3 separate regions of the Homo sapiens genome follow, and regions 2 and 3 are each linked to region 1. Evidence: chromatin loops called from intact Hi-C (ENCODE). Cell type or tissue: PC-3. All regions are shown on one strand. Each heading gives the region's core, and the rest is flanking DNA. Links, peaks and the distances in the headings are about the cores only. Region 1 holds the start of LOC105373710 (a long non-coding RNA gene). Region 2 has its middle 120 kb from the start of LINC01958. Region 3 has its middle 270 kb from the start of LINC01958.

Region 1 (8,045 bases), core at 1,107-6,106:
AAAATTTCAAGGATCCTTTTTACTTAAATAAAAGATGCAAAAGGTATTGTGGTAGTAAGTGTGCATCTGTTCACCCTTAGAACAGAATTTCAAATACTTAGTGTTTTGAAAAATTCCTTTGCCAACCTACTTTATTACCCCATGTAAATGAATCATTTGATTTTCTGTGTAAATTGCTTGTAAACTTGCTTTCCATTTAATTATAATTCAAGACAGTTTAGAACACACACATACACATACACATATGTACACATACACACATACACACACACCTGGGTTAGAGAATCTGAGCATTTAAGAGCTATAAGGAAATTTTGAGATGTTTGGTCGAAATCCAGCCTCAAGTTAGCAGACGTGAAACTGGGATCACAGAATCTGAGTCCTTGTCCCAATTCACAGTGCACAAAATCTGGCAAGAACTTTGACGTTCAGGTTCATAGTCACCTTTCTATCCTATCACCCTCCTTTATCATTTCACAACTATTGTCTGTGTTTCACCTTTTGGCTTGGTATTATGCCAGCATGCATTCCCTTCTCCTATACCTAGAGAGGGTCATGGCGATTTCCCATATTTCCTCCAACACAGCAAACAGACTAAACACATATGGTCCAAAGTCCAACCTCATGGTGTCAGTCTAGGCCTTATTTCTTCAGATGATTCTCTTCTCAGATGAAAATCACTCACTGGTTACAAAATCAATGTTGTAAAAAATGAACTATTTTTTTCGTGACATATCTGTTTTGATCACATTCCCAACGGATCCATAAAATAACACAAAATAACATCACATGCACTACTTTTGAAGTCTGTACTGAGTTACTGGTCTGAAACATTATCAATTGCACTGTGGTATGCATACAGAGCTTCCGGCAGAGTGTGTATCCAGTGAGTCATTTGAGAAATGGGGTGTCTCTGCCAGGCATTCTTTTAGTAGCCCATGTAAGATGTTACTGAAGAGCTGGAGAGAAGAGGGAGCCACTCTACCTCATCATTCACACTGAACCTAAATGAAGAGATCTTAGATTAGACTCACCTCCATCTTTCATATTAATCTAGGGTAAATATTGAAATAAATCATTCTGTTTCTTTAGTCCTAATTTATCTTTTCCTAGGAAAAGAAGAAGAATCTAGCACTGTAAAATACACCTGGGATCTTACCTGAGATAAAACTACAAACTATAGTAGGCTAACATAGTCAAGACTTTATATTTCCAAAACACTTTAAAATATATTATCTCATTTAGACTATATTCAAATATTTAACCTCATATGTCTCTATTTGGGAACTGTGAAAAATAAGGCCTAAGGAGATATTTTTTTTTCCAGGCCACAAATCTAACAAATGTTCTATTTGTTATTTTTATTTTTAGCTATTATTTTCAGTCTTAAATTTCCTGGTACTATACAGTGCTGACAGTTTTTAGACTGTATGAAGAATATGGCATCCCCAATTAGGGACTATTATGGCTCAACAGAAAGGGTATATATACCTTGGAAAGGGCCAAAAGCTCATATGAATGCTTTGTCACTAGCATGCATCTATCTTGTGCCAAGAGATCTTTTTCTAGTTATCCTCTAGGGTATTAAATGTTTAAATGTTTTCTGCAGCCACCCTGTTCTCTAGATCCCATGTATTGAAAGACTTACAGGTCCCTAGGAGAATATTTTGTGAAGGTCTTAAAGAAAGCTACATTTGCCTTCCTTTTCTACTTGTGAGCCTTTTTGATTAAAACTCCTCCCTTACTGATGTCATCCAGATCAGCTCAAGGAAAACATTTGACAGGTCCATCTGTGTCCACAGTCACCCACAAACATGGGAAACTGCCACCCATCTGCCTCCCTATGCTTTGTTTTGCTCCTGTCCTGGTTATTTTGTTCTCTTGTAGCTACAGGGGATATTAATACCCTCCTGTCTTCCAGAAATGTGAAGAGAATGGATCTATGTTAGCTTGTGCTCCTGAGAGAAAGATGTTATAGAAATAGCATATGCTATCACACTGTTATTTACACGCAATTCTACAAGTTTTCTAGTAACATCCTCACATTTTAATGAACATGTTTCTTAACTTCCTACCTGGATTCACTATTAATCATTTCAATGTAATTATGGCTCATCAATTATTCTGCGTTTCCCAAATAGATTGTTTACTCTTAATGACAGAAATGTTATAAATTTAGGGACACTTTTTGGATTCAATTACTTTCTTGTCTATTGCCTGCATTTTATGATGTCATTCACTAATGTTGCCAAGAGTTGAATATTTGCATTAGTTCCTTTTTTATTTTGAATAACAACATACACTTTTTGGTAAAACAACACCAGGATGATTTCAAATCAGGGAAAATGCAAATCAGAGGCTTAAAGATGTGAAGCAATCCAAATATTTTCTTAATCACATTCCTGGGGCATTGTATGAAATTCCAATAGCAATCAATGATCTTATGATTCAAACAATCCTATAAATATGATAAGAATTCATAATAGCTGTCAAAATTCAAAACAAAACAAATATGTCAGTGAATTTCAAAAAGGATTATTTGAGTCAATTTTAATCATTGCTTTTTTATAAAGACATATTATTTGAAACCGATATGTACAGATTAGAGCTCAGTGTACAAATTTACAGCCATGTCACATGAATTTAAAATCTTTTAAGATACACACATCGCAAGGACAAAAAACCAAACACTGCATGTTCTCACTCATAGGTGGGAATTGAACAATGAGAACACATGGACACAGGAAGGGGAACATCACACTCTGGGTACTGTTGCGGGGTGGGGGGAGTGGGGAGGGATAGCATTAGGAGATACACCTAATGCTAAATGACGAGTTAATGGGTGCAGCACACCAGCATGGCACATGTATACATATGTAACTAACCTGCACATTGTGCACATGTACCCTAAAACTTAAAGTATAATAATAATAAAATAAAAAAAGATACACACATCCACCATTGTCATGTAGCTTTCAAATAATGCAAAGAACTAACTTACTATTTACTTGCCATTGCCTCTGATTCATTTTCCTCAGTAGGTAATACCACTCCTACCGTAAGTATATGTAAGAAATGCTAGATTACGATAGTCAAAAATAACTTTGCTTAGTTAAAGACTTTATCTTCATTTTCAAAATGTGCGGCTTTTCCTCAAAGATTGATTGCATGTTGTGATTTATTTCCTGGTGCTCAAAAAGATTCAAAGAACTTTAAATCTCTAAACATATTTTTGAATATACCATCAATTTAATATCTGTGGCTAATACAAACCTCATTTTGTTCAAACAAAGGTTACTGTACATAGTATCTGAAATGACTTGATATATTTTCCATTCTTTCATTAAGTAACTAATCTTCAGGTTAAAAAATGTTCTTTTAAATGAGATAAACCTCAGTTAATATTTTAGAAGGCAAATTGTTGTTATGATTATTGATTCTTTCCTTGTTTTATGTGGAAACAAATTAGAGATGCTCAAAATTCTCATTTTTTAAATTTCAGGAGAATGTGTACATAATTAAATATATTTCTGTGTAAATGCAATAGCACCCTCTGGAGGTCTGAAACACTTTGCATAACTTCCATAAATCAATGTCTTCTTTTGTTATCTCCACATATTTTTGTTGGCTTAGACTTTTAATATTTTACATTCTGATAATCATATTTGTCTCATAAAGTGATTAAATACATTTAATCTATTATTACTTTCTATTTATTATGCATTCATTGTGATTTGTGTGTCATCTCATTTGTAATGCTGCAATGTAATAACAAAATAAACAATTCAGCTGACCTTGGTGATGTCTCTATAACGTTCCTATTTTTTATCATGCAAAAATATTTTCCAAACAAGAAATAACAAGTTACATTTCCGAAATCCCTTAGTATCTGGTTATATGTAGACAACAGGAAACTAATTTTACCTCCTTTGAAGATTCCTCATGAAAACAGTTACTTTCATTCTTCATGCCCCTGATGAACAAACACAGCTGTGGTTTTTCTGTGGTTTTGAAGCTAATTTATCAGAGATGGGAGAATTTGAAAAGGAGCAGAGGTCAGAAAACATCGGAAAAAATATCTTGAGTCACTGGAACACATTCAAGGACCAAAGTGACTTCTATTGTGCCATAATAATATAAATAAATGATCCCATAATCATTTGCCTCTCTGCAACAGCTCTGCATACAAAGGTCTTTTTGAAGTTCAGGGAGATCCAAACAGAGCTGTTCATCTACTATAAAAAAAGGGGATGAGCATATGACTAATATTGGGTAAGAGGAAATAATGTCATTTGATTCTGAATGAAGCCAAGGCTGCCCTCTCCCTGAAGGTTGTTCAAGAGAACACAGCTAGTTTGTGAGATATTGGAGTGGGACTGAATTCTTTTTTTTTTTTTTTTTTTTTTTTTTTTTTGAGATGGAGTCTTGCTCTGTCACCCAGGCTGGAGTGCAGTGGCGTGATCTCAGCTCACTGCAACTTCCGCCTCCCAGGTTCAAGCAATTCTCCTGCCTCAGCCTCCCAAGTAGCTGGGATTACAGGCACATACCATCATGCCCTGCTAATTTTTTGTGTTTTTAGTAGAGACGGGGTTTCATCATGTTGGCCAGGCTAGTTTTGAACTCCTGACCTCAAGTGATCTGCCTGCCTCAGCCTCCAACATGACATGCAGTTGAGCTGTCCTCTGGGAAGACTGGTCTCCATTGGCTCTAATCAGAGGAGGCAGGGGATCTACCAAATACTGTTCCCCCAAAGGTAAATGACAGTGAGGATGTCATACAGGGTCTTCCAAACTGTTGCATGAAAAAGTAACAAACACACAACCAAAAGGAATTATAACTCTAATCTCAAGCACTTGAACGTACTCTAACGTGTATATACAAAGATAAATATAAAAAATAATGATAATATTTAAACAAACTAAAATGCACTGGAAAATATTAACACTAAAATGACTATATATCTAATAGGAAATAGGAAAAAGTCAAGATTGGAGGTGCTAGAATTGCTTCAGTCATTCTTTTCCCAGTATTCTGTTCCTTCTCTCCATCCTTCTGCTCGCTCACCTTAATTATACCTAAATCGTCAGAAGATTCAGGTCAGAACTCTGCCAGCAAAACTGTGCATTTTAACTATTTTAATCATTATAAAAATGAAAGATTTGTATGCCACATCATTTGGATTTTGACTGGCTTTCCTGAGTTCATCCAGCTGTAGGAATATGGGTAAGTTTCATAAGCTGTCTGTGCTTTGGTTTACAAAAAGTGGAGAGGAGACTTACATGAAGAGATGCTTGCAAAGCATTTGGTCATGTCTAGTGCATAAAAAAGGCTGGTTTTCATATGATTTTAATTATTTAACTGATATTATATATATCATATAAATGATATTTAAATAATTATTTATTTATTTAACATTTTCCCAGCATCTAGTGCACTATTCAAAACTCGTTATAAATATTAACCAATTTACTCTTCCTAACAACCCTATGAGGTAGATAGTGTATCCTTAGCATCATCATCATCATGTTACCAGATAAATCTGAGACACAAGTTAAGAAACTTTCCCAGGGTCACACAGCTAATAAGTACTAGAGCAACAGTTGAATTGCAGGCCGTCTGGATACAGAGTCTATTCTATGCATTTAGCTACAAGGTGGTTCTGCCAAGGGGCTACTGCTGCTATCACTGTTGTTCAATAAAATTGTCATATAGCATTCTATTTCCAAATTTGCCAAATAAAGCTATATCACAAGATAGTGATGATAACTTTACCTGTGGATGTTAATACAATGATGTGATTGAGATGTCAGTATAAATGAAATTTGTCTGAGAAATAATGACTTTCACAGTCATAAAAACATAAACCATCTTGGAGCTTTTTAACTTGTCCTTAATATTTCTTTACACTCTTCCTCCTTTTGGTGGCCATTAATTTCTGAATTATTCTTCCCATTAGCCTCCAGCTTTAAAGTAGAAACTGGGACTAAAATGAGAAAAATAAACAAAGTCCATTGACCCCTCTTGTATCCATTGTACCCAGCATTTTGATTCTGCATAAGTCCTGGCAATACGCCATCACAGTGCTGTGGTTTCTCCATCAGAATCATTCCCAGCGATTCTCAGAGACAAAGGCTGAAATTGTAGAGTGGCCCATTCTTCAAAGACCAGTAGGCTTATTTTGACTGACATTTGTGCTTTCTGAGTTATGGAAGAGCAATGGCAAGTGCTATGAATGTGCCTGGGAGTTTTGATGTTGTGTTTAACCAGATTCTCTTTGTAAAAGATTCATTGCTTAGCCTAGTGCTAAGACGTGAAAAGGCATTTGTCCACATTCTTCTTAATCATTGAATCTCAAACTCAAGTATGCATCAGAATTTCCCCAGAGATTCTGATTCAGAAGGTCTAGATGAGGGCCTAGAGGGTTCTGAATTTTCAGGTGATTCTGACGCAGGTGGCCCAAGGACTGTACTTAAAGAAACCTTTTAGGACCAGCAGTCCTAGGAAGCCAGAGACGGGATGGTCCAGAGTCTCCTGGGAGCTATTGCAAATCCATATGCCTGAATGCCACACCAAACTCAAAGAATCAGGAGCTCTGGAGGAAGAAGACCTGAATATGTGTTTCTGGAAAGAACTGCTGAAGTTTTCTGCAACACTCCCTGACCTTGCTGTGTTCTGGAATTGTGATTTGACGGCTGTGTTGGGTGAAACCCCAGGAATTCAGGCCTTTTGTATGGCCAAATCGGTAGGGGCCTCCTTTTAGCCCTCTTACTAAAGCTCGACTCATATTGCTTTTTTAAAAAATGGGACTCCAAATAATGCTTGTTTGTTTGTTTTTGGTATACTGAGGAGAGAGCATTCTGGGGAAAAAATAGAAAAAGGAAGAAAAATTATTTTAAAACCACAACCGTAGAATTAATATCAGAGATTTCACTAAGGCCATATAGTTAATTTTGATCATTTTGAACCAGCTTTGTATCCAGTTTCATTTCCCCTTTCTCCTACAAAAGGTGTGATATTGAGGGAGTGTCTTGAATCATGAGAATCTCTGAATCTAAATGTTAACAAGTGATATTAATAAACTTAATTTTATTGTCACCTAAAATTCAAAAAGTCACACATTTCATTTTATTATTATCTAAAGATAATGCTACAGAAATAATCATAAAAAAACAATAAATTGACAGTTAAATCCATAAATTAGTTACAACTGATTTTTCACAAGCTTTCCACTTCCACTCAGCTATCAGCACCAAGAAAAAGGCTGATTTATTCTCTGTATGCTTCATAATGAGCGCATGGACTGAATGAACTGAGTGTTCTATTTATTCCTGGTTACAAACTGGCAAGGTTGCCATTGGACCAAGAAAAATGTTTCTAGTGTTATTATTAATGTCTGTTAAGAACCCAGAGTCTGGATTGTGCCCATAAAATTTATAATACAAAACTTATAGTCTGTCAAACACTGAAAGTCAAAAACTAAAAACAGGAAACGAACTAAATGTAAAAACGTAGGTGGACTAAGAATAAGCATTAACTACTCGCTAGAAAGATTTTTTTTCTTATTTAAAAAAATATTTTTGTTCTAATAGGGCCATCTTAAGGTTCAAAATCAACTAATTAAAATGATTTGTACAGAAAATGCTTATACTCACAATTTCTGATTTTGCTGCACGTGGAAGCGGGTGATAACCAATGAAGTGACTAAATAAGTTTAAAAGTTATTTAGATCACAACTTTGACCCATTCTGCTCATCAGATTTGTCTTTAACAGAGCCTCCAGGCGGCAAACATGACCTATATACACTTTATTCTTTTCTCTCTTGCTAAGCAGTCGAAAAAATCCCAGGGAGATAGCTCAAAGTTAAACTCAAGATGGAGAAGAAATATTGTAATATGTATTGTGGCTGAGGAAAAAAAAGTTTAAAAAACATTTTCAATATTATCTTTGCACAATCATCTATTTAACAAACATTGAGTACCTTCCACTCCTAGGCACTGGGGATGTAAAAATGAGGCCATTGTTTGTCATCTAGGAGAGAGGTTTC
Region 2 (8,045 bases), core at 952-5,951, 270 kb before region 1:
CCCTCCCAGAGGAGATAAAGAAATCCATCCACCAGTGCGCACCGAAAACACTGAGTCTACTCTCCGATACACTGTTGTGTTAGGCATTATTTCCTGCTTGCAGTACACACAGCTAGAGCATTCAATTCATATATGGTGAGCAGTGGCCAGACATTTCATGACTCTCAAAAATTTTTTCTTGTGGAATAATTTAAATGTTAAAATAACTTTAAATATTTTGCTTTTACTTGTTATGCATTCAGTGTTTAATTCAGAACTGTTGTCTATTATCTTTCCAGGCCTTTATATCTCATATCAAATCTCACAATAAACTTCTCAGTGATTTAAAATACTATTTAAATAAAAAGCTTTTCAAAAGGCCTTATTAGAAGCTGAATTGGGTATCTGAAGGAAGGTTTCCCCTCCTGAAGCCAAAGATGTCTATTTAACTGCTGTGGTACCTAGGCCAAGCATATTGACTGATTTACTGTCACAGATAATCCAGTGTTTGCCTAGAAGCCATTTCAGTTTAAGGGCATGTGGTTTGGCAGGCAGCATTGCTTGCAATAATGTAATAAAACAGAAAAAAAATCCATACCTGGTTGTGAAAGAAGAGAGTCTATTTTGCCAGAGGCAGGTGAAATGGGTCTGCGTGATTTAGTGGTAGGTCAGAGCATAGCCGTATGAAAAAATCCACCATTACTTTTATTTCTGAAAATGACCACATTCTTTAGAGTTCCTAAATCCTGTGCACTGTTTAGTAGTAGGAAGTAGGGGGAAGGTTACTAATTTTATTTGTCTTTTGAAGCCATTAGTTTATGATGGTGCTATTACATGGTTGCTCTGGTCAAAGTTCTTTTGGTGCAACAATCAGAATGTCATGTAAGCTTGCTCAACTCTCATAAAATCAGAGACCAGGGAAAGAGATAGAGGTAGGCTTCAGATAAGGTAGAACTGGGATAGAGAGTCCACTTCCTATCTCTAGGGATGCCAGCCTTCCTCTTTGCTGCTCCTTCCAGCAAATCAACTCCATTCTTCTCTTTCAACACACTGGCTTCCTCTGCTGGCCCAGAATCTCAAATCACTGCATTTTCTACTTTGTCCTTTTCTTTATCATAGCTTTTATGTCACAAGTTTCACTGCTAAGGAACTGAGTTTCTCAAGCTTCCTTTTTCAAATTTCCCAAGAATAGAAGAATAGAATCCATTTGGATCAATTCATCTAAGTTTTTTTTTTTGCTTGTTTTTTGTTTTTTGTTTTTTTTTGAGATGGAGCCTAGCTCTGTCACCCAGGCTGGAGTGCAGTGGCATGGTCTTGGCTCACTGCAAACTCTGCCACCTGGGATCAAGCAATTCTCCTGCCTCAGCCTCCTGAGTAGCTGGGATTACAGATGCGCACCACCACGCCCGGCTAATTTTTGTATTTTTAGTAGAGATGGGGTTTTGTTATGTTGGCCAGGCTGGTCTTGAGCTCCTGACCTCAGGTGATCTGCTGGCCTCGGCCTCCCAAAGTGCTGGGATTGCAGGCATGAAACATCATACCTGACTGAATTCATCTAAGTTTTGATCAAAGTTTTTGCACAAATCAGACAAGAGAGAGAAATAAAGGGCATCCAATAGGCCAGGTGCGGTGGCTCATGCCTGTCAGAAATTTGGAAAGCCGAGGTCAGCGGATCACTTGAGGTCGGGAGTTCGAGACCAGCCTGACCAACATAGTGAAACTCCATCCCTGCTAAAAATACAAAAATTAGCTGGGCATGGTGGCGCATGCCTATAATCCCAGCTACTCAGGAGGCTAAGGCAGGAGAGTTGCTTGAATCCAGTAGGCAGAGGTTGCAGTGAGCCGAGATAGCGCCATTGCATACCAGCCTGGGTAACAAGAGCAAAACTCTGTCTTGAAAAAAAAAAAAAAAGAAAGAAAAAGAAAAAGAAATAAAGGGCATCCAAATTGGTAAAGAGGAAGTCAAGCTGTCACTGTTTGCTGATGATATGATCATTTACTCTGAAAACCCTAAAGACTCCTCCAGAAAGCTCCTAAAATTGATAAAAGAATTCAGCAAAGTTTCCAGATACAAGATTAATGTACACAAATCAGTAGCTCTTCTGTACGCCAACACCAACCAAATGGAGAATCAAATCAAGAACTCAACCCTTGTTACAATAGCTGCAAAAAAAAGTAAAATACTTAGGAATATACCTAACCTAGGAGTTGGAAGTCCTCTACAAGGAAAACTACAAAACACTGCTAAAAGAAATCATAGACGACACAAACAAATGGAAACACATCCCATGATCTTGGATGGGTAGAATCAATATTGGGAAAATAACCATACTGCCAGAAGCAATCTACAAATTCAATGCAATCTCTATCAAAATACCATCATCATTATTTACAGAATTAGATAAAGCAATTCTAAAATTCATATGGAACCACATAGCCAAAGCAAGACTAAGCAAAAAGAACAAATCTGGAGGCATCATGTTAACGGATTTCAAACTATACTATAAGGCCACAGTCACCAAAACAGCATGGTGCTGGTATAAAAATAGACACATAAACTGATGGAACAGAATAGAGAACCAGAAATAAACCCAGTAGTTACAACCAACCGATCTTGGACAAAGCAAATGAAAACATAAAGTAGGGGAATGACACCCTTTTCAACAAATGGTGCTGGGATAATTGGCTAGCCACATGTAGGAGAATGAAACTGGATCCTTATCTTTCACCTTACACAAAAATCAACTCAAGATGGATTAAGGACTTAAACCTAAGACCTGAAACTATAAAAATTCTAGAAGATAACATCAGAAAAACTCTTCTAGACGTTGGCTTAGGCAAGAATTTCATGACCAAGAACCCAAAAGCAAACACAATAAAAACAAAGATAAATACCTGGGACCTAATTAAATGAAAGAGCTTCTGCACAGCAAAAGGAACAGTCAGCCGGGTAAACAGACAACCCACAGAGTGGGAGAAAATCTTTACAATGTATACATCTGACAAAGGACTAATGTCCAGAATCTACAACAAACTCAAACAAATCAGTAAGAAAAAAATAAACAATCCCATCAAAAAGTGGGCTAAGAACATGAATAGAAAATTCTCAAAAGAAGATATATACATGTCCAACAAACATACGAAAAAACGCTTAAAATCACTAATGATTAGGGAAATGCAAAGCAAAAACCCAATGTGATACCACCTTACTCCTATAAGAATGGCCATAATCAAAAAATAAAAAAACAGATGTTGGTGTGGATGCAGTGATCAAGGAACACTTCTACACTGCTGGTGGGAATGTAAACTAGTACAGCCATTATAGAAATCAGTAAGGAGATTCCTTGAAGAACTAATAGAACTACCATTTGATCCAGCAATCCCACTACTGGGTATCTACCCAGAAGAAAAGAAGTCATTACTCAGAAAAGATACTTGCACAAGCATGTTTATAGCAGCACAATTCACAACTACAAAATCATGGAACCAACCCAAATGCACATCAATCAACAAGTGGATAAAGAAACTGTGATATCTATATATCTATATATATATATATATGATGGAATACTACTCAGCCATAAAAAGAATGAATTAACAGCATTTGCAGTGACCTGGATGAGATTAGAGACTATTATTTTAAGTGAAGTAACTCAGGAATGGAAAACCAAACATCATCTGTTCTCACTGATATGTGGAAGCTAAGCTATGAGGACACAAAGGTATAAGAATGATACAATGGACTTTGGGGACTTGGGAGGAAGAGTAGGAGGGGGGTGAGGGATAAAGGACTACAAATATGGTGCAGTGTATACTGCTTAGGTGATGGGTGCACCAGGATCTCACAAATCACCACTAAAGAACTTACTCATGTAACCAAATATCTGTACCCTAATAACTCATGGAAAAATAAAAAAATATGTTTTTGCACCAGATAATATCATAGGTCCCTTGTCAGCCTATAAATTGGTGCCTCAAATGTGATGTGTCAGGTCACTTGTCATGTGGTCTACCATGCATTCAGCATGGACTATGGACAGGAAAGGCAACAAGTAGTAGGCATGTCTAATATAATATTAGCTTCTAATTTTATTAAAGTTGGCTATGCCTTCTTTTATTAAAAAGTGTTGAGTGCCTGCTATATGCTACTATGCTGAGTTCTCCATGCCACCTTCTGGAAATACAACTGTCCACAAGATGGAAAATCTCTGTTCTTCACTGATTTGGCCTGGCCGCTTCATCCTTAGTTTCCCTCAAGCAAATTTATTCAGTGTGTACTTTATTTAGGCTGTATACTCCCACTTCTGAATCTCATAATATTCCATATCCTAAAGACCCCTGCTTATAGTAATGCATGAAGCCCTACCATTTTTATTATTCCAAAAGCTGTGTAAAGCCTATTCTTTCACAAAGTGTTTTCACTCCATCCTGTATCAAAACCACTCGCAATTTCTTACCAGCCCTTCACTTTACCTTTTGGGTATTTATCACCTTAAAATGTTCTTCCTTTAGTCTTTATCCTCTTTCCCTATCTCAGCTTACAGAATGCCCCTGGGCTGATTAGAAGACTGTGTTATTGAACAAGTTGAAGCCATAGTATTCTATATAAATGTACATTTGGCTTAAATTATTCCCTGTAAGTTAGACTTGAAGAAGGATTTAACTTTATTATACACAAATTTGCTTTTCCAGTACGAGACTGTGCAAAGGCATTTCCTGTAGTACAAGAAATTGGCTAAATAAATGTGATTCTCTGGTGATTCATTGAGCTGGTAAAAATCCAGGTACACTATTGTTTCTTTCTATAGGTACTTTAGCAAACCAAGTGAATAGCCCACTAGAGAAAAGTTGTCACTTTCACTGATTCATCAACACTTTTCCCAGCAATCACAGTACCTGCACCATCTGTGTTTAGTACTTTACAAAAAAAAAAAAGAAGAAGAAGAAAAAAAGGCTCTTTGCAACTGCCGTACAAATCAGGGGCACTAACAAGGTCACACAGACGGGAATTTCAGGACTCCAAGAAGATGTTCTACTGCATGGCAGTAAGCAATAACAGCATTATACACAAGTTCTCCAGCATCCCAGGCTGCTCTGCTCCAGCCTAGAGCTGCTTTGGGTCCACTGGGAAATGTGTATTATGCCTGGGTTAATTTGCTGATTAATCTCTAGTCAGTGGTTTGTGCTTTCCCCAGATGGCCAATTAAAATTTACAACTGGCAGAACAGTGTCCTGTTGGCAGGCTGCTGAGGGGCTAAACCTAGAGGCAGTGACAGAAGGCATGGGCCGAGTTTTGCCTTGTTTTGCCCTCCCCTTTTCTTTATTTCTCTCTCTTGCTCTTTTTTAAGCTCTGGATTTATTCAGAGGAAAGTGTAAGCTGGGCTTATGCGGTAAGTGTGAGATGTGGGGTGTAGTTTACAACTCTGCTGCTATTTACTCTTCAACACTCTCAGGGCCGCTCCAGTATTCCAGGCATCAACGGTTTTACCCACAGCAAATATAGCTGACAAAATCAGCCAGGGGGCACAACTGATTTAACAGCTTCTGAAATGTAATAGCCTTTTTTTTCCCCCTGATTTGCAGTCCCCGTGGAGTGATGGTCTAATATCATTCACTTCCTCACAAATATATAAAACATTTACAGGTGTTTGTGTAAATCAAAGGCAAAGTGCTGTGTGTGAAGCTGATAATAAGTAATGCTGTGATATATATAAAAGATAACATACTTTTACAGCAGTAGCCCCCCAAATTAACTGCTACTTTTTACTTAGCATTCTATACAAATTGCATTGTATACACATGTGAATAAAACATACAGCAAGGAATTTAATTAAAGAAATACATTTGATATTACTCTTTATTTTATAGTGAAATATTTACCATGTGCTTCAAATACATATGAGTCATCTGGATTGGAAATTTTGAAGGAAATTTAATCGACTACCATTGATCTTTACATAAGCCAAACATGGTAATGATGTATGGTATTATGATAGTTTTTTATTTCATTAACTGTTGATAATAGTTGCCAGAAAATAAAATAAATACATTTCTTGATACAGAAAAAACATTTTTAAGATGCATGTTACATTATTGATGGTAAAAATAGTTTAGGGGACTCAAGTATAAGTCTCACATTAAATAAACAGGAAGGGAGGTGGTATTGTGTTAAGTTGCCTTTATGTAAAATGTATAAAATTTTGGATATTTTGGATTCTGTTATTATGAACAGCATATGATGCATAATTTACATATTGGACATTGAGTCCCTATTAGACATTGAGCCCCTATTAGATCAAACCTCAAGTTCACACATGGCACTCTGTGAGTCATATTCACTATGCCATCTACCACAACAGATATGTAATTGTTAAATTAATTTTTATGAAATAAAATTTAAAAGTATTTAGAGACATGTTAAGTTCCTTATGGACAATGACTCTATCTTGTTAAGCTTTGGTCACAGCACCAAGAATACTACCTTGTACATCATATATATAGTGAGCTTTCAAGAAATGTTTGAATATTACATTAAGAAATAATCCTTCATCAAATAGGAAAAACTAAATTTACTCCCTGCAAGATTTTCCATGTCAACCTCCATCTAAATGATATCTCTCGGAATATTTTTCAGAAGGGAGTCTCTCATGTGTTCTGGCCTTGAATAGTACTTGTCCACATGATCATAGGATCCTTTGTGGCAAACATCATGTATCCCAACTTTTTTGATCCTCCACAGTGTTAGCACCAGTGTATCTGCACAATAAATGTATCTTGAATTGTATTCAAAGTGCTTCCTGTATTGCTGCTATACTTTACAGAAACAACTCAATTTCGTTGGTAAATCTTTCATACTATGATGCCAAACCTTAACTATGCAGGATTTCAGTTCAACTTTTAAGGGAAGTGGTATAGGCCAAAAGAATTATAAATGGGATATCCGCAGACAAGACAGAATATATTTTTTTGTCTAATCACATAGACTACAAATTTCTTTGAGGTTTTACCCATTAAACAAAGCACTTTTATGTAGTATATTTGTTATTGTGAGATATTTGGCAATACTTAAATCATATTTGTTCTCAGTGGATTTGGGGAGTTTGTATTTAACTAGTAGCTGATGCTCTGACTCACTGGTGAGATGCTAGGACCCAGATAAGAGGCGATACAGTACTCCTAGTTGGAATTGATCCATGAATCATCATGTCTTAATGGATGGACTGCAAGTTAACTTCACATGTATTTATTAAGCACATATTCTATTCAATGTACTGTGTTAAATACTATTGGGCATCAGATATAGTTCCAAATATCAAGAAGTGTGTGATCTATGAGCCAAAATAAGAGAAGGCATAATCTGATTACTGGCAAAGATAGGGTACAAAGACACATGTAGGACGCATATTAGGAAATGACTGATTTTTGTCTGAAAGCATTGGGAAAGCCTTCCTGGGGGAGGTGAGCCTGATGGAATAAGAAGGGAGAAGGGAAGGGGAATTTCCAGGAAGAGGGAATTGCATGAGCAAAGGTATAAAGGTGGAAAGATCTTAATTTAGTTTAGGGAGTAAGAATTGACAAAAGGATGATAAGAATGTGTGAGTATGGGTACAAAATGAATCTGGAAAGGTCAATTGGTAAATTTGAGGTAGAGAAATTTGAACTGAGTTTTTGATCAAGGCAGAGTCTTCAAATTTGTTAGGCACAGAAGTCATCCTAGTTATATCTTCATTTAACAATTAATAAGAGATGTGGAAATCTGGCAGTCGAAAGAGAAGTTGGCACTATTACAATAAATTAAACAAGAGGTATGAGAGTGGCTGACCTAGCCATGATGGTGGGAATAAAGAAGATGATGAAGAGCAGAGGTATCTGTGATGCAGAACTGACAAGACAGGATGACGATTAGGACGTTGAGGATAAGGAAGAAGGTAAAGTCAGAGATGGTCTCAAGTTTCTAGGCTGGGAGCCAAAATGGGAGGCAATGCCCTTACAAGGAAAAATATGACAATGGAAAGATTATGTTTATAGGGGAAGAGAGTCCACTGAATTTTTTATTTGTTGATTGT
Region 3 (8,045 bases), core at 1,092-6,091, 120 kb before region 1:
GTGTTTATGGCTTTGATTTCCACATGTGCCACATTGGTTCACAAATGATGCTCAATCCTTTTTGTGGTATTCTTATGTAAAATACCTGTATTTGAAAAGACACAGTAAAGTACAAAGTAGAAGGGCCTTCTGATTTTTATTGTATTCTGGAAGTAATGCTCATCTAGCAGGAGAAAATGACATGATTTTTCAGCTTCAAGTTTTTAGACATATTTGTACAAATAAGATAAATCAAAAAATTTCACCTTGCTATCAGTGTTAAATCACTAGACATTAAAAAAAAAAACAAAAAAAAACACTTGGAAGGTAGTTTTCCTAATTTGGTTTTACCACGGTCAAAACTTCATGTCTAATTGTAAAAATTGTTAAAGAACAGTTTTGATTTCACAATATTTGCACAGATTTGGGTATATAATAAGCATAATTTTGATGGTAAGCTTTTTAACTTTTATTAAGATTTTCACATTTTTGATAACTAAAACAGAATGATTTATTACACACATACATTATACATTATATACATTATATTTTTTAATTAGTAAAAATATTAAACAAGATTAGCTGTAATAATTTTTACTTATAATTTTATGAAGTCAAAGTATTATATTTTACTGTGGTTTTTAAAATGTTCATGGGTTTCTCGTATGAAAATTCCCAGTTTATGTTCTGAAAACCTGTCAATGAAGGTCAGAGGCCTAACATGAATTACATTATGCAGCAGATCTACAATATTCTACTCATGGCTCAAGCTTCACTAATATTTAGTCCATATTCACTGACATATATTAAGACCAGAATTTTTTGTAGTCTGTGATTTAAACTCGGTTTGGTAAGAGAAAAGTTTTATATATATATATATATATATATATATATATATTCTAGAGTGTATATATATATATATATTCTAGAGTGTATATATATATATTCTAGAGTATATATATATATATTCTAGAGTGTATATATATATACACACATTCTAGAGTGTATATATATATATATATACACATTCTAGAGTGTATATATATATATATATATATATGTCTTAATACTGGTTTTTTGGAACGAAAATATATTTATTGCAAGAGTTTTAGATTATTCACAAACCACTCTCTTTTCCCTAATATTGCCATTGTATCATAAAATATTACCTTCAAAGCAAGATTTGCAAAATAATCAAATCCACAATGGTGGAGAGAACGTATACATGGTATAAGAAAAATATTTGGTCTTTGTCCCTAGTTCCTGACATAGATAGCCTAAAGCCTTTGGAATTTCCTGAGTAATAAGGTAATAGGAGTGTCATTTGTTCTAATGAGATAGCCATTGACAGGTGCCTGTATAACTTTAGGATGGAACTGGTCTCCAGAAAGACCAAGCCTTGATTAGAAGCTTGGAACTTTAAGCTCTACCCAGTGACCTCTGGGCTGGAGATTGAGCTCTATTAAATTTCTTGAGCAGGAGATTCAGGAGCTTCTGTATTGGCTAACACATCCACATGCCTGGAGGGTGACACACCCCAACTCCATAGACACAGAGGCTCCTGCTCTTAGGATCCTTCTAGACCTCACCCTACATACTTCTTTATTTGGTTGTTCATTTTCATTCTTTATAATAAACTGTAATAGTAGGCACAGCATTTTCTTGAGTTTTGTGAATCATCCTAGCAAATTATTGAACCTTGGGTGGTAGGGGAGGGACGTTGTGCAAACCCTGGTCTTTGTAGCCAAGTCAAATGGTAGTGTGGGTGTCAGAGGCGTTTGAACTAGAGCAAATCTTGAATAGGGACTAGGTAAAATAAGGCTAAGACCTGCTGAGCAGCATTCCCAGTAAGCTAAGGCATTCTTAGTCACAAGATGAGATAGGAGGTTGGCACAAGATACAGGTCATAAGGACCTTGCTGATAAAACTGGCTGCAGTAAAGAAACGAACCCAAACACACCAAAACCAAGATGGTGATAAAAGTGACCTCTGGTCGTCCTCACTGCTATGCTCCCACCAGCGCCATGACAGCTTACAAATGCCATGGCAATGTCAGGAAGTTACCCTATATGGTCTAAAACGGGGAGACATGAATAATCCACCTCTTGTTTAAAAAATAATTCAGAAATAACCATAAAAATGGGTAACCAGCAGCCCTTGGTGGGGCTATACCTATGGAGGAGCCATTCTTCCTTTACTTTCTTAATAAACTTGCTTTCACTTTACTCTATGGACTCATCTCAAATTCTTTCTTGCATGAGATCCAAGAACCCTCTCTTGGGGTCTGGATCGGGACCCCATTCCAGTAACATGGGTAACCTGGGGACCCATACTTGTAACTGGTGTCTGAAGTGAAGGCAGTTTTGTGGGGCTGAGCACTTGAAATTGGATTCTGACATTAACTCCTGGTAGTTAGTGTCAAAATTGAATTGAATTCTAGGATACCCAGTTAGTGTCAGATTATTGGAGAATTAGTTGATGAAAAAAAACCTCTCAATATACAAGACTCCCTTCTTCTGACAAATTACTAGAAACACTAAAGAAATAAATAAACATCCATGGAGGAATAACAAGAAAGTTGTCTTTGGTGAACTAAAAATTACAGCAAATTTCTAAAGACAAAAAGTAGATGGTGTTGGATTCATAAAGTAATTCATTCTCTAAAATATGCACATTCCAGAAACTGTTTTAAACAGTTTAAGAAATTGTTTAAACAGTTGTAGTGCTCAATAACCAGAGGTGGGGTTTTCAGAGGGTGTGAGAAACCAGCTCCTTAGAACAAACATGCGCAGTATGGTTGAGCACATCAAATTTACAATACCTGCTCAGTTCACCAATTTTCTTCAACTCCAACTTTTCTCCTAGGTGGTATCTAGAGATACACTAAGTGTAAATGCATGGCTTGACGGAAGAGCCATGCTTGTTTCCATTCATAAATATTATTTACCTTGGTCTCAACTTTTAAAAATATACAATATCTGACATTGAATTAAAAATTATCAGACACACACACACGGAGAGAGAGACAGAGAGAGAGAGAGAGAGAGCACAAGAAAAATACCTTATGTTAAGAAAGTAAAACCAGACCCACAGATGGTCCAGTTGTTGGAAACTGTCTATGTTAATATGTTAAGAAATTTAGTAGAAAAGGGGGCACATGCATGGAAAGATAAACAAATTTTGAAGGAGCTGGAAACTATAAAAAAAGACAGGTGAAATGCTTGAAATGAGAAATACAGTATCAGAGATACTTAAGCCTTAATCAAAGTATATGGTAAATTGCTGAATGTGATTCACAAACAACTAAATTGGTGAAAATCAAACTTTTTTATTACGAACTTTTTTTTATGATGCCAGGCTTTTAATATACACATTTGCACATTTCAACAAGAGAGAAAACGTAAAAGCTAAGTGAGTACCGATTTTACAAGGTTAGTTGCTAAGAAATATTCTGTCTTCCAAACTTCTGACTCAAATGCCAGGTGCGTGAATTCCTCTTTTCTATGTATCATACCCAAAGTCACTCTGCCAGGTTTTAAACATTACTTTCCTATTGTGTTCTGAAATATGAAACCATAGCCAGCTTTGCAGAGCATACCAAATGTGAAGTCAAGCGAGTCTTTGTTTGACATCCAGTTTGTCTGGCATCTGACATTAGCATTGCTAAGTACCTAATTGCTAAGTGCTACCGATTCAGATACTGTACATCATTCATGGAGTCTGGCAACTATTTTATTGTAAAGGAAGGTAATAAAAAATATTTCATGAATATAAGGTATAATGAAACACACATTTGGCTATTTAAATGAACTGGTTTCAGATATATACACATACATATATTTGCACATATAGATATAAATGTTAGTAAATAAACTATAGGAAATGAAAGTTGTTAAATATTGAAGTAGTTTAATAATGATAATATTGGAATTATTTTTAGATCTTTTAAATGTAAATTTTTAAAGTACTTAGGCTGGATTTGTTCAATTTTGCCTGAAGAAAAGAGCTAGGGTTAGATATTTTCTCAGTCATTTAATAGTTTAATAATAAAGAAAATACTATGCACAGAAGAAATTCACAAAGGAAAGAGAAAAGTATAACATGATATTACAGAATAAAATGTAAAATGAAACTCTTAAAAATATGTAATATACATAGTGAGACTAATTTGGTAAAATACTCTACATGCATGGACCAGTGTGTACAGTAAGTTGTATATGCAGTATAATTCTCAAGGCTTCAAGGTTTAAGGATGAGAGCATGTGCTGTGAAGCTTGCCTGAAAAGATTCTGTGGGGAGAGGTGAAACGAGATTGGCAAGTAGTGATAGGCCATTGTTCAGTGAAAAAGACCAGTCTGCACAGAGTGAGTGTGAATTGGGGCCCATAGGAGGGTTTACTTGACCATGTCACACATGAGCTGGAGCTTGTGGAAGATTAAGACAAATATGTGAAAATCTAAAGATTGGGATAGGCCAGGCATGGTGGCTCATGCCTGTAATCCCAGCACTTTGGGAGGCCGAGGTGGGCGGATCACTTGAGGTCAGGAGTTCGAGACCAGCCTGGCCAACATGGTGAAACCCTGTCTCTACTAAAAATAAAAAATTTGCTGGGCATGGTGGTAGGCGCCTGTAATCCCAGCTACTTGGGAGGCTGAGGCAGGAGAATCCCTTGAACCCGGGAGGCAGATGTTGTGGTGAGCTGAGATCACACCATTATATTCTAGCCTGGGCAACAAGAGTGAAACCTTGTCTCAAAAAAAAAAAAAAAAAAAAAAAAAAAAAAACATTGGGATAAAGTACTTGAAACAATAAGCATCTGGAATCCACTTTACATTTCTGAGCTTTGCAGTGAAGTGGCTAAAATGACATTTGAGTAGGATCCTTCAATATGTGTCTTTCCATCTTCAATATTCTGTTCATCTCTAGGATTTCTATATTGAGTGGTTGTTTTTCTCTACTAACACCCCTGACAGAATGAATCCATCTGATTGTTTAAAAATCATTACTTTTAAAGGTAGAGTTGAAAAATTACTGGGTCAATTTTGCCATAAACTTGTTTGTTGTGCTTCCATTTTTAATTATAAAGACAAAGTTTAAGATCTAAATCTGGGAGACAGTGATGATATTGTGCCAGTGTTTATTGAAAAAGGAAGACAGAGAGACAGAGAAATGGAGATAAGAAGGGAGAGAGGAAGGAAAGAGGGAGGGAGGGATGGAGGAAAAAAGGAATGAAAGAAGGAAGGGAGGAAGAAAGGAAGGGAGGGAGGGAGGAAGGAGGAAGGAAGGAAAGAAGGAAGGAAGGAAAGAAGGAAGGAAGGGAGAGAGGGAGGGAAAAGAGAAATAGAAATTGGTGAAAATCATCAACTGCATGACTTGGAAGTGGACTGAGACATGTGCTTTGCCATGTGTAATTTTCCTCAATCTTAGTGCACTCTTGGGGATGAAGTTTAGGTTTAATGTGTTTTAGAATTAAAAAGATGAGCTAAACAACCTTTCGGTATTCTTTGCATTCTATGATAGCTTGTGCTTTCATCTGCACTATTCTTTAAGGAAAATTACAGCAGGTGAAAAGAGGGTATACACATTCTAATAACTACATATTTTGAGATCTTGATTTGTCCATCTTCACATACATAAGAACACACCTAAGAAATATAATTATATTTTAATCACCCTCCAAAATAGCTATTTGTTTATACAAAAAAAAACCCATGAGGGTTAGTGCAATTAATTGCATCTTCATTGTCAACGTACTTGCCACACAATGTGTATGTTTTCCGAAGATGGGAAAATAGGATTTCTTTTGAAAACTTTACCCTGTGTTCTCAAGGGTATATTTGGGCAAAGGTAAATGTCATAACCCAAAGGTCTCCAACAAAAGTATGCACTGCCTAGAGACACCATCACTGAAGAAATATGGCACTATGGACTGCCAAGAAAAAATTCAGCGTCCAAATCTGAGTGAGGATTTTTGTATTTCATTGTGTATGACACTTGCCCATCAGAGGCTCTCACTGCATGCATACATTTCACTATGAAAACAAACTCTTATTCTTCTTATCTGCTACTTCCTTCTGAAAACAAAAGAATAAAGAATTAACTACTAGAATAAAATTAATAAATCTTGTACAGGTACTTAACTATTCCTATTTATTCATTGATTCAGCAATTGTTTACAGAGAAAAAATGCAAAAGTAGAGGTTATGAAACTGCAATGAATTTTAAGACCCCAAAGTTAAAATATAGGTTGAAAGATAAGACACATAAGGAAATTTGAAAGGCAAATAAAGTAGAAATTTCTATATTACATTGATTTTATTTTTCATATCATTGCTTAAACTGAATAAAGAATCGGCAAGATTTTAACAAGTGTATATTAGGTTAATTAATGCTAGCTGATACAACAAACAGCTCCCACCAAATCTCAATGACTTAACAAAATAAAAATTTTTACTCATTTCACAGTCCCATGCAGGCCAGGCAGGTCTGATTGACAGGTTTTACTAAAATAATAGGTGGAAATAATAAAATACAGCATTAACTCTCTCTTTAGCATGGTCACATGGCAAAAACTCTAACCTTGATTAAATTGAATTATTTGCCCATTAATATTTCCTGGCAACCATGCTACACTTTTCTACTGACTTTCCCAAATAATTATTTTTACACTTCCTTTTCTTTCCTCAAATCTCTGATATATTTTTTACCTATTTTTATTATCAGCCAATGACCTGGTTATTATTTGACCAAAGAAATTTAAACCATCAGAAGATAATTTCTCTAGCTTCCAGCACCTCAGTTACCCACCTATAGCATCTATATCCATATACTCTGCCCTTCTCCCTTACTGTGGAGGCTGTTCATGTTCCAATCTAAGGCCAATTCCTCAGTTCTATCTCAGAACTTCTCTACTCCTGAAGGATACTGCCCAGCAATTCCAGCAATTTTTCTCTTTCTCTTCTCCTATTTCCTCCTATCCAGTGGAAGACAGCTATCAGAAACATGCTTTTATTTCTCTCATTTTAAAAAATCTTCTTCCAACCCCAATTATGTCTTCACTTATTATTTCTTTTCCCCTTATTATTAAAAATTCCTCAAATCAGTGTGCAAACTCACTGTTTCCAGTTCTTCTCTTGTACTGTTTGCTTAAACCATGCTAAGCGAGTCTTGTCTACACCAATTGCCCATTCATGGTTAATCTAATGATGAATTCTTACTTCTTACTTCATTTATCAGTGGCATTTAACCCAGTTAATCACACTCTCATTTTTGAAACACCTTTTTCAAACATTTTTCTGGACAGTATGATCGTGTTGCTACTCTGCCCCAAGCCCAGTCAATAGCTTTCCACTTCACTTAGATCAAAAGCCAACTTCTCAAAGGAACTTACATAATCTGATCTAAGAACTCTCTGCCCTCCTGTTCTCCTCTTCTCTCCTTCTCTCCCTTGATTTTGCCCACACTGAAATCTCTGCTGTTTCTTGAATACATCCACCATATTCTCTTGCATCTAGGTGGAAATTTCTGCTCCCAAAGAACTCATTTCTCATTCCCATGCTCCCTCAGTTTAAATTCACTTGCTTAGTGAGACCTTTCTTGACCAAATTAACACATTTTCAAAAATGCCTGTATTGCTTTCTTCCATAGCTGCTGTTTTCTCAAATACTATATACTTTACAAACTATTACTCTTATATAACTGTCCACTCTCACTAAAATATGAGCTCTCATAGGCTGATACTTTGGTCTATTGTTTCCACTTCTCTATCTCCAAATCCTAGAGCAGTCTGAGGCTCAACATATGTTTATTGCATGTAGGAGATAACACTGTTTGGAAAGGCTGAATGTCAGGTTTTTCCCACAAAAGCTTTCAAGCAAGGGAGTGGCATGGTCCAAGTGCCAAGCTAGGAAGAATGAAGACATGCTGGTGGGCAGAATCACTGAAAGAGGAGAAAGGTAGAGTCATGGAGAATAATTGTAATTATTAAAATTGCCCAAGCACAAAGCAATACAAAATAGCCCTAAAGCCTATCTTAATGTATCGTCTGTTGGAAAGGTAAGGAAATC

What was found. Hi-C counts contacts between places; a loop is a spot of excess contacts. Peaks named below come from ENCODE experiments on the same cell type or tissue, not always from the same donor. Only the 100,000 strongest peaks of a DNase experiment are listed, where the experiment ranks them.
Region 2: a loop joins it to region 1, with 4 times the contacts of the local background. A loop is called at or near these places in 2 of 110 quality-filtered maps.
Region 3: it touches region 1 in a loop (6-fold over the local background); 3 of 110 quality-filtered maps call a loop at or near these places.

The regions. Positions count from the first base shown.
Region 1 is chr2:157,052,264-157,060,308 of GRCh38, forward strand. LOC105373710 (a long non-coding RNA gene) reads right to left here and starts at 3,994. Exons shown (of 3, transcript XR_923510.3): 1 at 3,925-3,994. LOC105373709 (a long non-coding RNA gene) reads left to right here. Exons shown (of 4, transcript XR_001739755.2): 4 at 1-3,798. In PC-3, for the core only: a CTCF peak has its summit at 3,563 (motif pointing left); a DNase peak (open chromatin) is centred at 4,138; H3K27ac peaks cover 508 bases.
Region 2 is chr2:156,779,060-156,787,104 of GRCh38, forward strand. No RefSeq gene overlaps it. Among named protein-coding and RNA genes, the nearest start is that of LINC01958, 120 kb to the left of the region's middle. In PC-3, for the core only: no CTCF peak of the experiment used is centred there; no DNase peak of the experiment used is centred there; H3K27ac peaks cover 647 bases.
Region 3 is chr2:156,932,262-156,940,306 of GRCh38, forward strand. No RefSeq gene overlaps it. Among named protein-coding and RNA genes, the nearest start is that of LINC01958, 270 kb to the left of the region's middle. In PC-3, for the core only: no CTCF peak of the experiment used is centred there; DNase peaks (open chromatin) are centred at 1,650 and 3,550; H3K4me3 peaks cover 476 bases; H3K27ac peaks cover 2,263 bases.